2 separate regions of the Homo sapiens genome follow, and region 2 is linked to region 1. A link is a contact called in ENCODE Hi-C or POLR2A ChIA-PET data. All regions are on one chromosome and are shown on one strand. The core of a region is the stretch at or near the end of the contact, and the rest is flanking DNA. Distances in the headings are between cores, read along the strand shown.

Region 1 (6,646 bases), core at 1,503-4,002:
CAGTGAGCTGAGATTGTGCCATTGCACTCCAGCCTGGGCAACAAGAGCGAAACTCTGTCTCAAAAAAAGAAAAAAAAAAAGAAAAAAATCCTGCACACACTATGATAACTGTCTCCTTTTCTGCAGAATGAAATTCTCCATATGATTTCATCCTTGAGGACATTGTGTCATAGACACATTTGTTACATTTTACTTTGTCTTCTCTGTTATAATGCATGAGTCAAATGAGCAGGAACTTCCCTGCTTTAAGTTTGTATTTTCACAAAGGTGTATGAGTATGTCTGTATTATGTAGAAAAAAATTAAAGCAATGAGACGTGATAAAATAAAAAGAATGTTATGGGATTAAAGCCAGGGTAAATGTAGTGATTTCCAAACAACTATATTTTTTAAATGTTATGGTACATAAAACGTTAACCAAGCCAAGATAAACAATAAGAATAATTTAATGATATCAAATGATTTAGTTTATTGGCAAAGACCTAGACATAAAATTATATAATACACAATGTTTCTAAAATGTTCTGGCACATAGAAGATACTCTCGACTTATTGAATAAGTCAGGAAGTAAGTCCTAGTATATATGGGTATTAAAATATGACAAGATTGCAATCCAATTTAGTTGCAAAAGACCAGATTGTTGAATAAAAGCAGAAATAAATAGCTATCTACCTGGGAGAAAATGAAGTGTGTCTCCCGACTCACATTTTACAAAGAATTAGCAGATTTAAAGACCTCAGTGTAAAAGTCAGCAATATATGTTAGACGAATACATAGATAACTACATATAAGATCTTAGTGTAGACAAAGTATTTTAACTAACGCAAGAAAAAAAACTAAGAAAGTAGACATATTTTTAGGTAAATAAAAGTTAAAACTTTTTATGACCAAAAATGTTTCCTTAAATATTTCATTAACAGTCAATGAGGAGGGCAATATAATTGGATCACAGCTGTAATCCCAGTGCTTTGGGAGGCTGAGTAGGGAGGTCACCTGAAGCCAGGATTTTGAGAACAGCCGGGGCATCATAGTGAGAACCAGGCTCTAAAAAGTAAACCAAAAAAGTTAACGATCCCAAAGAAATACAAACTCCCATCAGAGAATACTATAAACACCTCTATGCAAATAAGCTAGAAAATCTAGAAGAAATGGATAAATTCCTGGACACATACACCCTCTCAAGACTAAACCAGGAAGAAGTCAAATCCCTAAATAGACCAATAACAAGTTCTGAAATTGAGGCAGTAATTAATAGCCTACCAACCAAAAAGAGGCCCAGGACCAGTCAGTTTCACAGCTGAATTCTGCCGGAGGTACAGAGAGGACCTGGTATCACTCCTTCTGAAACGATTTCAAACAATGGAAAAAGAGGGACTCCTCCCCAGCTCAATTTATGAGGCCAGCATCATCCTGATACCAAAACCTGGCAGAGACACAACAAAAAAAGAGAAAATTTCAGGCCAATATCCCTGATGAACATCAATGTGAAAATCCTCAGTAAAATACTGGCAAACTGAATCCAGCAGCACATCAAAAAGCTTATCCAGCATCATCAAGTCGGCTTCATCCCTGGGATGCCAGGCTGGTTCAACATATGCAAATCAATAAATGTAATCCATCACATAAATAGAACCAATGACAAAAACTACATGATTATCTCAATAGATGCAGAAAAGTCCTCCGATAAAATTCAACTCCCCTTCATGCTAAAAACTCTCAGTAAACTAGGTATTGATGGAACATAACTCAAAATAATCAGAGCTATTTATGACATACCCACAGCCAATATCATACTGAATAGGCAAAAGCTGGAAGCATTCCCTTTGAAAACTGGCACAAGACAAGTGTGCCCTCTCTCACCACTCCTATTCAACATAGTGTTGGAAGTTCTGGCCAGGGCAATCAGGCAAGAGAAGGAAGTAAAGGGTATTCAAATACAAAGAGAGGAAGTCAAATTGTCTCTGTTTGCAGATGACATGATTGTATATTTAGGAAACCCCATCGTCTCAGCCCAAAATCTCCTTAAGCTGATAAGCAACTTCAGCAAAATCTCAGGATACAAAATCAATGTGCAAAAATCACAAGCATTCCTATACAGCAATAATAGACAGAGAGCCAAATCATGAGTGAACTCCCATTCACAATTGCTACAAAGAGAATAAAATACCTAGGAATATAACCTACAAGGGATGTGAAGGACTTCTTCAAGGAGAACTACAAACCACAGCTCAAGGAAATAAGAGAGGACACAAACAAATGGAAAAACATTCCATGCTCATGGAAAGGAAGAATCAATATCTTGAAAATGGCCATACTGCCCAAAGTAATTTATAGATTCAATGCTATCCCCATCAAGCTAACATTGACTTTCTTTACAGAGTTACAAAAACTACTTTAAATTTCATATAGAACCAAAAAATAGCCCGTATAGCCAAGACATTTCTAAGCAAAAGGAACAAAGCTGGAGGAAATGATTGGCTCTCAGGTGACCTCAGGTTAATATTCACGGCTCTTGTTCTTCCTGACCTTTCCTACAGTACCCACTGGGCTCTGGGACTTACCCTACTGAGTTTTCTGAAAGGAAGGTCTCCATGGAGAAGTGTAAATTCCTCTCTAGCAGGTTGATGGTGGAGATGGAATCTCTGTCTCAAGACAAGGCATCAGGAAAAGTTGAAGCATCATCTATACTTGAGCCAGACTAAGGACTCCAAATGAAACCACCATGTCATTTCCAGCCCAAGGTTGCATATGCTGAGGGACTGCAGCAGAGGAGATATTTATGGCTTCGTATATCTGCTGATTAGATACCTTTCCTCCTGTTATTCCAACTCTGAACACATCAGTTTCCTGGGGGACGTTGCCCTGCACTGAAACAAATGTCATTGTTGTTTTTTTTTTCTGTATCGTCTATTCCCAAGACACTATGTTAAAAGTGAGGTGTATCCAGGCTTTATTACTCCTTCCCCGTGGACTTCCTTGGCTTCCAGAGTCCCATTCTCCTAGCACCTTCTCCCAGCCTTCAGTGAAAATTTCCTCCAAAGTCTAAACTGAGGAACCTGTCTTGACTAGGTCCCTTGAGTCTCCAAAGCACTGGCTTGTGATGGAAACTCAGCTCTTGACATATCCAGAAAATGGCAATTTACCTTTGCAAGGAGATGAACTGTGTTCTGTTCATATAAAACCATGGGTACTACATTTCTTGGCTTCATGTTGCTTTTGCCAAAACATTAGAATTTCATATATATATTTTTTTGAGATGGAGTCTTGTTGTATCACCTGAGCTGGAGTGCAAAAACATTAGCCGGGTGTGGTGGCAGTTGCCTGTAATCCCAGCTATGCAGGAGGCTGAGGCAGGAGAATTGCTTGAACCCGGGAGGTGGAGGTTGCAGTGAGCCAATATGGCGCCATTTCTCTCCAGCCTGGGTAATAAGAACAAAACTCCATCTCACTAAAAAAAAAAAAAAAAGTGTTAGAACAGGCAAGCAGGATCAACTGATTAAGTTCACAGAAAAAAATGGGGGGATTTCCAAGTTTGTGCAGAAGGACAGCTGCAACACATTCTGCTTTGCAGTGAGGAATTCAGGGCACTCATGCTCCAGGACACCAGAACCCACAGTCCAAAGATCCCAGGATTCATGATGACCCTGTAGTGCAGGGGGTGACAGATGGCCACAAAGTGGTCATAGGCCATCACAGTCTGCAGAAATACATTCATCCCTGCAAAGAGTAGGAAAAGTTTGTGATTCTGGAAAAGTTTCTTGGGAAAGGACATGCCTTGCTTCTCGGAGACAGAAATTTGTGATCATGAAGGGACACCTGCTTCCAGGGGTCCACACGGGGAGGAGATTGCATGAGTGTCCTTCCACGTCTGCTTTATTATACTCAGGGACATCTTCTCTGTCCTCCTCTGCCTGGCTCCAAAAATTCACATTAAAAATGTTTAGACTCCTTTTATTTTATTTTATGTTCTGGGGTACATATGCAGGATGTGCAGGTTTGCTACATAGGTAAACGTGTGCCATGGTGGTTTGCTGCACCTATCAATCCATCACCTAGGTATTAAGCCCCACAGGCATTAGCTAGTTTTCCTAAGGTTCTCCCTCCCCCCCACCCCACCCCCCAACAGGGCTCAGTGTGTGTTGTTCCCCTCCTTATGTCTATATGTTCTCATTGATCAGGTCCCACTTATAAGTGAGTGCATGTGGTATTTGATTTTCTGTTTCTGCGTTAGTTTGCTGAGGGTAATGGCTTCCAGCTTCATCCACGTTCCTGCAAAAGACATGAACTTGTTCCTTTTTATGGCTGCATAGTATTTCATGGGGTATATGTACCACATTTTCTTTATCCAGTCTATCACTGGTGGGCATTTGGGTTGATTCTATGTCTTTGACATGAACAGACACTTCTCAAAAGAAGACATTCCTGTGGCCAACAAACATATGAAAAAAAGCTCAATATCATTGATCATTATAGAAATGCAAATCAAAACCACAATGAGATACCATCTCATGCCAGTCAGAATGGCAATGATTAAAAAGTCAAGAAACAGATGCTGGCAAGGTTGCAGAGAAATAAGAATGTTTTTACACTGTTAGTGGGAATGCAAATTAGTTCAACCAGTGTGGAAGACAGTGTAGTGATTCCTCAAAGATCTAGAACCAGAAATACCATTTGATCCAGCAATGCCACTACTGGGTAAATATCCAAAGGAATAGAAATCATTCTATTACCAAGATACATGCATGAGTATGTTCATTTTTAGACTCTTATAACCTGCTCTGCTATCTTTTAATCTTGGGAATATCTGTAATTCTGATAATTCTTGTTGCGTCAATTTATTTCTCCAGCTCTTCTGGAAACTCCAACTATTAATAGAAATCTTATCTTCCTCATTGCCAGAGTATAGCATGTGGTAAAAATACAAAAATAGACATGGAGAAAACTGTAGATAAAATTTATACACATTTAATTTCAACAGAAGTATGAAAGACTTTCATGTCTGTAGGGACCAGCCCTACAGGGTCTGTGGGTTTTTCTCCTCGTGTGTGGAGACAATAGATTGTAGAAATAAAGAGACAAGACAAAGAGAAGAAAAGACAGCTGGGCCTGGGGGAACACTACCACCAAGATGCGGAGACTGGTAGTGGTCCCGAATGCCTGGCTGCACTGTTTTTTATTGGATACAAGGCAAAAAGGGCAGGGTAAGGAGTGTGAGTCATCTCCAGTGATTGATAAGGTCACATGAGTCACGTGTCCACCGGACAGAGGGCCCTTCCCTGTTTGGCAGTCAGGGCAGAGAGAGAGAGAGAGAGAGAGAGCCATTATTTCTTCTATGCATTTCAAAGACTTTTAGTATTTTCACTAATTCTGTTATTGCTATCTAGAAGGCAGAGCCAGGTGTACAGGGTGGAACATGAAAGTGAAACACGGGCATGACCGCTGAAGCACAGCATCACAGGGAGACAGGCCTCCGGATGGCTGCCGGCGGGCCTGACTGATGTCAGGCCTTCCACAAGAGGTGGTGGAGCAGAGTCTTCTCTAACTCCCCCGGGGAAAGGGAGACTCCCTCTCCCGGTCTGCTAAGTAATGGGTGCCTTCCCTAGACACTGATGCTACCGCTAGGCCAAGGAGCCCTCTAGTGGCCCTATCTGGGCGTGACAGAGGGCTCACACTCTTGTCTTCTGGTCACTTCTCACCATGCCCCTTCAGCTCCTATCTCTGTATGGCCTGGTTTTTCCTAGGTTATAATTGTAGAGCAAAGATTATTATAATATTGGAATAAAGAGTAATGTACAAACTAATGATTAATGATATTCATATATAATGATATCTATAATCTACTTCTAGTATAACTATTCTTATTTTATATATTTTCTTTATTATATTGGAACAGCTTGTGCCCTCGGTCTCTTGCCTTGGCACCTGGGTGGCTAGCAGCCCACACATGTCTGTTTCTCCCTCAGGTAGATCATTTTATTTTTCATTCATTTATTACCTCCCCTATTGTCTATAGGTGGATGGTGCTTTTCCACCTTTGGCTCTGGGTCTTGACAATAATTCACTTGGGAGGAGTGTGTATCCCTAAAACGGTTGATGCACATCTTGAACATGTGACATGATTTGTCTAACAGACTGTGAGCAGTCATGACATATTTAATGCCTGTGAAGAAACTGTAAGAGGCACTGTGAGATTCCACCACTTCTCTTAATCTTCCTCTCTCAAAGTGTCCTTGCTATCCAAAATTCAAGAACCAACTAGATTTGGGCAGTCCTATGAACTGAATATTTTTATTTCCTTAAAAAACGCTTAAGTTCTAATTCCCAATGTAAAAACTTCTCTATCATAAACTCCTACAGGATGAAAAAGCATGATATTAAACCATTTATTATTGAGATGGCTTGTTACACAGCAGTAGCTTACTGATACATTAATCAATGCAAACAGAACTAGTGACATTCAGAATAATCTTCTGCCTCTTCTTTTTTCACAGTTGTTCTGATATTTCAAGAAAACATTTGTGATCACCTGGTTACTCGTGTTTATTTCAGATAACTGTATTAAAGTGAGGCAACTTTTAGATTGCCTTCGGGATAACCAGGAGAAGTTGAAAGGACATATAGGTTTTTGCAGGGATAAATTGTGACT
Region 2 (6,646 bases), core at 1,305-3,804, 55 kb after region 1:
CAGAGATGTTATGTGGGGGGGTATTACATTAAAATATTAAGAAATTAACATAATCTATATGTGTATTTTTAACACGTGAACAAAAATGTCTACCCAAAAAAGGATTAAAATATGCAGAGGAACATTTCTGCTACTGGAATGAGAATTTGAACATAATAAAGATGTCAATTTCTCTCCAAATTAATTGATAACTTTAATGTAATCTCCAATAAAATTCCAATGGTATTTTTCTTGCAACATGGCTAGAGGATTCTAAAGCTCATCTGGGAGGATAAACTGGCACATCAGAAATAAAATTATGAAAGAAACAATACTAAGCAAATTTCTCAACTCAATGTTTAAGTATATTTTGAAGATAGACAATTAAAAATATGGAACAAAAGATTTGATACCCTGCTTGCTGTCATGGCACAGATGACCATTTAAAATTATCTATTTATAAGAGTGTGAACAAGAAAATGTCTTAATGTTTTTGTTGTTGTTGTTGTTGTTGTTTTTTGAGACAGAGTCTCGCTTTGTTGCCCAGGCTGGAGTGCAGTGGCGTGATCTCGGCTCACTGCAACCTCCGCCTCCTGGGTTCAAGCAATTCTTCTGCCTCAGCCTCCCTAGTAGCTGGGACTACAGGTGTGTGCCACCACGCCCAGCTAATTTTTGTATTTTTATTAGAGACGGAGTTTCACCATGTTGGCCAGGCTTATCTCGAACTCCTGACCTCGTGATCCGCCCACCTTGGCCTCCGAAAGTGCTGGGATTACAGGCGTGAGCCACCGCGCCCGGCCGGAAATGTCTTAATTAAAAAAAAAAACAACAACAACTGAGAAAGGCCATTTACAGATTAACCTAAGAGAAGAAAATATAAAAAATATAAAACTATAGTTAATCAAAAACTTTCTTTGTCTTTAAGAAAACTTAGAAAGTAAGTAAATGTCCAACATGGACAAGTTTTAAAGAGCCATTTCTGTATGGCAGAATATTTTGATCTGATGGAATCAGATGATGGAAAATGGGGATAAAATTTAATTCTATATCTAGAAACTCTAGGGCTTTTCTATTTCAAAGTTCCATTTTTGTTGAGTTTAGCTAGGGAGATTGATAATATAAATGAAATGTAAACAATGATGATTAAAAACAGTGGTTATTATTTTTTAGCAGAAGGGGCATCCAAGATCCAGAGGATTTAACATGTAGACATTACAACTGGGCACAGTGGCTTGCACCTGTAATCCCAGCTACTTGGGAGGCTGAGGCAGGAGGATCACTTGAGCCCAGAAGTTCGAGACTGCAGTGAGCTAGGATGGCGCCACTGCACTCCAGCCTGGGCAACAGAGCCAGACCTTGTCTCTAAAACAAAATGAAAAATAAATTACAGGAATGCAGCACAATAGAAGAAAAAGCCTTCTGAGGATTGACAATCTGCCTAGAATTAGGGAATTCTCATTGCCTGATTTCCTAATCCCCATGCCTTAGGCAGAAAGGGCAAGAGCAGCCACCAGGGATGCTGCGGTGGGAAGGATTGCTTAGGGATACAGGCAAGCGCTGAAGCAATAGTCCTCAAACTTGAGTGTGCATCAGAATTCCCTAGAGGGCTTGTTAAAACCCAGAATGCAGGCCAGGCACGGTGGCTCATGCCTGTAATACCAGCACTTTGGGAGGCTGAGGCGGGCGGATCATCTGAGGTCAGGAGTTTGAGACCAGTCTGGCCAACATGGAGAAACCGTGTCTCTCCTAAAAATACAAAAAAAAAAAAAAATTACCTCAGCGTGGTGGTGCGCGCCTGTAGTGCCAGCTACTCAGGAGGCTGAGGCATGAGAATTGCTTGAACCTGGGAGCCAGAGGTTGCAGTGAGCTGAGATTGCACCACTGCACTCCAGCCTGGGCAACAGGGTGAGACTCTGTCTCAAAAAAAAAAAATTAATTAATTAAAATTAAAAGGCCAGGCGTGGTGGCTCATGCCTGTAATCCCAGCACTTTGGGAGGCCAACGCAGGAGGATCACGAGGTCAGGAGTTCGAGACCAGCCTGACCAACATGGTGAAACCCTGTCTCTACTAAAACTACAAAAATTAGCTGGGCGTGGTGGTACATGCCTGTAATACCAGCTACTCTGGAGGCTGAGGCAGGAGAATCACTTGAACCCGGGAGGCAGAGGTTGCAGTGAGCCAAGACTCTGCCACTGCACTCTAGCCTGGGCGAAAGAGCGAGACTCCATCTCAAACAAAAACTAAACCAGAATGCTGGCTCCATACCCAGAGTATCAGATTCAGTCGGTCAGGTGGGCATGATAAGGCACATGTCTAATGAGTTCCCAGGTGATGCTGATGGGGCTGTTCCAGGAACCACAGTTTAAGGACCAATGATGTAGAGATGACTTCTCCAGGTAGCGATGGTAACTGTAACTTGTCGGCAAAGAAATCCAATAATTAGCCAAAATGCATGATTTCTTGAGTTCCCTGGGTTTGAATAAAGGATATTGCAGTCATTCTGGGGAATGCTTATTTGGAGTAAATTTTGTGTGGCTGTTTTTTTTCCTCCTTCTCGGCAAACCCAGCGGCCCCATGGAAAGAGGAAACCAAACAGAAGTTGGAAACTTTCTCCTCCTGGGATTCGCAGAGGACTCTGACATGCAGCTTCTCCTCCATGGGCTGTTCCTCTCCATGTACCTGGTTACCATCATCGGAAACCTGCTCATCATCCTGACCATCAGTTCAGACTCCCACCTCCACACCCCCATGTACTTCTTCCTCTCCAACCTGTCCTTTGCTGACATCTGTTTCACATCCACGACTGTCCCAAAGATGCTGGTGAATATCCAAACACAAAGCAAAATGATCACTTTTGCAGGCTGCCTCACTCAGATATTTTTTTTCATTGCATTTGGATGCCTGGACAATTTGCTCCTGACCATGACGGCCTATGACCGCTTCGTGGCCATCTGTTACCCCCTGCACTACACGGTCATCATGAACCCCCGGCTCTGTGGACTGCTGGTTCTGGGGTCCTGGTGCATCAGTGTCATGGGTTCCTTGCTTGAGACCTTGACCATTTTGAGGCTGTCCTTCTGCACAAATATGGAAATTCCGCACTTTTTTTGTGATCCTTCCGAAGTCCTGAAGCTGGCCTGTTCTGACACCTTCATCAATAACATCGTGATGTATTTTGTGACCATTGTCCTGGGTGTTTTTCCTCTCTGTGGAATCCTATTCTCTTATTCTCAGATTTTCTCCTCCGTCCTAAGAGTATCTGCCAGAGGCCAGCACAAAGCCTTTTCCACCTGTGGTTCCCACCTCTCAGTGGTCAGCTTGTTCTATGGCACTGGCCTTGGGGTCTATCTCAGTTCTGCAGTTACACCACCTTCTAGGACAAGTCTGGCAGCCTCGGTGATGTACACCATGGTCACCCCCATGCTGAACCCCTTCATCTACAGCCTGAGGAACAAGGACATGAAGGGGTCACTGGGGAGACTCCTCCTCAGGGCAACGTCTCTCAAAGAGGGGACCATTGCTAAGCTCTCATGAATTGCAGTGAACACAATACTGAGGCCAGACTGGCCTCTTTCAGCCAATATTTCAACTTCTGTTTTTATGCATTTTTTTGAGACGGAGTCTTGCTCTGTCGCCCAGGCTGGAGTGCAATGGCGTGATCTCGGCTCACTGCAACCTCCGCCTCCCAGGTTCAAGCAATTCTCCTGCCTCAGCCTCCTTAGCAGCTGGGATTACAGGCATGCGCCCCAATTCCCGGCCAATTGTTTTTATTTTTAGTAGAGATGGGGTGTCACCATGTTAGTCAGGCTGGTCTCGAACTCCTGACCTCATGATCCACCTGCCTCGGCCTCCCAAAGTGCTGGGATTACAGGCATGAGCCACCGTGCCCAGCCACTTCTTTTTTTTTTTTTCAAGAAGGAGTCTCACTCTGTCACCCAGGCTGCAGTGCAATGGTGCGATCTCGGCTCACTGCAACTGCCGCCTCCCGGGTTCAAGTGGTTCTCCTGCCTCAGCCTCCTGAGTAGCTGGGATTACAGGCACCCGCCACCATGCCCAGCTAGTTTTTGTATTTTTAGTAGAGATGGGGTTTTGCCATGTTAGTCAGGCTGGTCTGGAACTCCTGACCTCAGGTAATCTGCCCGCCTTGGCCTCCCAAAGTGCTGGGATTACAGGCAATGAGCCACCGCACCCTGCCTTCTTTTATACATATTAAAGCATCTCTTCCCTTGCATCTTCCTTTGGAACGTTTCCTGCCCTTGCTACTGCTAATAAAGTTATATAGGATCACCCTTTTTGACTTTCTAACCAGTAATCTTAACTTTGTATGAATACAACCTGGTGTTTTCTCTGTTATCTTTAGTAATGATTTGGATTTTGTTTTTTGTTTTTGTTTTTTGTTTTGTTTTTTGTTTTTGTTTGTGTTTTTGAGACAGTCTCCCTCTGTCGCCCTGGCTGGAGTGCAGTGGCGCCATCTCAGCTCACTGCAACCTCCACCTCCCGGGTTGAAGCAATTCCCCTGCCTCAGCCTTCTGAGTAGCTGGAACTACAGGCATGCACCACCATGTCTGGCTAATTTTTGTATTTTTAATAGAGACAGAGTTTCACCATGTTGGCTAGGCTGGTCTCGAACTTCTGACCTCAAGTGATCTGCCTGCCTCAGCTTCCCAAAGTGCTGGGATTACAGGCATGAGCCACTATGCCCGGCCTGATTTGAGTTAAAAATATATGTATCAAATCTTACATGTTAAATATATACCCTCAGAAGCGATGAGATATGTCCCTATTTTGGACTTGTTGCCCTGGAAACTCATTTACAGAGATGTTTTTTGAGGTTACGTGAATAAAAATAACTCAAAGAGTTTCCTCCTTTTTTTATCTGATTCACTTTCCTTTCAGTCACACCAACTTTACTTAACTTTTCTACTCTTTCACAATATGGGTTCCTTGAATTTCAGAGCAATGTCTCACCGATTTTTGCAATCACAATGCCTAGCACAGTTATTGGTAAGGAGTTCATGTTTACATGATATCTGTCAAATGGAGTAGAAAAATAGATGGGTGGATGGTTAAATATAAAATAAGATCTGGACCAGAAAAATACAAATTGATTAATCTGATGAGAGGTTTTGGCCAGGCATGGTGCTGCATGCCTGTAGTTTCAGCTACTCAGGAAGCTGAGGCGGGAGGATGGCTTGAACCCAGGAGGTTAAGGCTGTAGTGAGCTGTGATTATGCCACTGTACTCCAGCCTGGGTGACAGAGTGAGACTCTGTTTCTAAATAATAATAATAATTAATTAAGTTGTTGAGCTAGAAACAAAATTCAAGGTTATTGATGTTGATATTAATAACACTTTATATACCAGCACAGTTTAAGAGCTTTATATACATTACCTCATTTAATTTTTCCAATAACTCTTTTATGTGATTAGTATTATTTCTCAAATTTACAAATAAAAACGTAAGAGCTTATGGTAAGTAGGTAATTAGCTCAAAGTAATGAATGTAGCGACAAGGTTCAAATGCAGGGCTGTATGAATCAGACAGCTCTCCCAGGCATTATGTTGTGTTGCTGTGGAGTCCTAATTAGGGAAAAGGAGTCAGGCTGGCAAGACCAAGGGAAAGCAAAAAGAAGCAGATAGAAGTCTGCCTTTCTTCATGGTCCCAGACACAAAGCCCTCCTGTGCAAAACACTCACAATCTTCCTGCACTCAGCTATCACCAGACCCTCAGCTGATACAAAAATTGCAAGTTAGCTCAGTGCAACCTTGGCGTTATCAATACTGTACAAAGCCCTCCTCAGCACACAGCACAAGCACTGTCTTATAAAATCCCCAGCAAGCTTTTGTCCTTAGCAATCAACTCCTCCATTGCTGGCCTGCCCATTGCTTCCTTGCAATGTATTTTCATACTTTCTCCAATAAATCTGCCTTTCTTTACCTACAACTGTGTTGGTAAATTCTTCTTATCTTCCACACCACCAGCCCCAGACAGTCGCCACTCACCCATGACAGTTACCTCTAGTCAAACCTTCTAATAATATAGTTAAACCTCAAAGGAACCAGGAATTCTCTGACATAAATTCTTACTTCTGGAATTATGCTCCCCAACCAAGAAATATTCTGTGTCTGGGGGCTGCAGCCTCAGAAATAAATGAAACCCAAGAGTAAGATTTATTTTTTCCTTTGATATTTTAATTTGACTTCCTTTGATTGTTCATTAAAATGAGCACATTTTTGTGCTCGATCTTTTGGTGTTCGATGTTTTTATAGTAACTCTTTTTTCCAGCTTTACTGAGGAATAATTGACTAATAAACATTGTACTTATTCAAGGTGTATAATGATTTGATATATGTATACATTGTGTAGTGATTTACTTGCATTAATTTTTACTAAATTTTGAGTTTACCTCCATTGATCTAATCTTAGACTTTTTAAAATTCTAGTTCACTTAGTTTTTAAATTTTTATTCTTAATCATTATGGATACACAATAGCTGTACATATTTATGGGGTACACATAAATTTTTTTTTTTTTTTTTTTTTTTTGAGGCAGAGTCTTGCTCTGTCGCCCAGGCTGGAGTGCAGTGGCGCAATCTCGGCTCACTGCAAGCTCCGCCTCCCGGGTTCACGCCATTCTCCTGCCTCAGCCTCCTGAGTAGCTGGGAC

What was found. A loop is a pair of places that touch in the nucleus more often than their neighbours do. ChIA-PET counts read pairs that join two places held with the same protein, here RNA polymerase II (POLR2A). Pooled maps may share reads with other maps.
Region 2: a pooled map shows a loop between it and region 1 (1.9-fold over the local background). The contact joins the promoter of OR7C2 here to the promoter of OR7A17 in region 1. A Hi-C loop is called at or near these places in 1 of 50 pooled maps. POLR2A ChIA-PET finds 5 or more read pairs at or near these places in 2 of 52 experiments (A549 and common myeloid progenitor, CD34-positive).

Annotation. Positions count from the first base shown.
Region 1 is chr19:14,883,380-14,890,025 of GRCh38, forward strand. OR7A17 (olfactory receptor family 7 subfamily A member 17) reads right to left here and starts at 2,753. Exons shown (of 3, transcript NM_030901.2): 1 at 2,562-2,753. It also overlaps the pseudogene OR7A18P. RefSeq lists an enhancer at 5,447-5,506.
Region 2 is chr19:14,938,935-14,945,580 of GRCh38, forward strand. It overlaps OR7C2 (olfactory receptor family 7 subfamily C member 2), which reads left to right and starts at 2,555. Exons shown (of 1, transcript NM_012377.1): 1 at 2,555-3,514. The coding sequence starts at 2,555. The coding sequence ends at 3,514.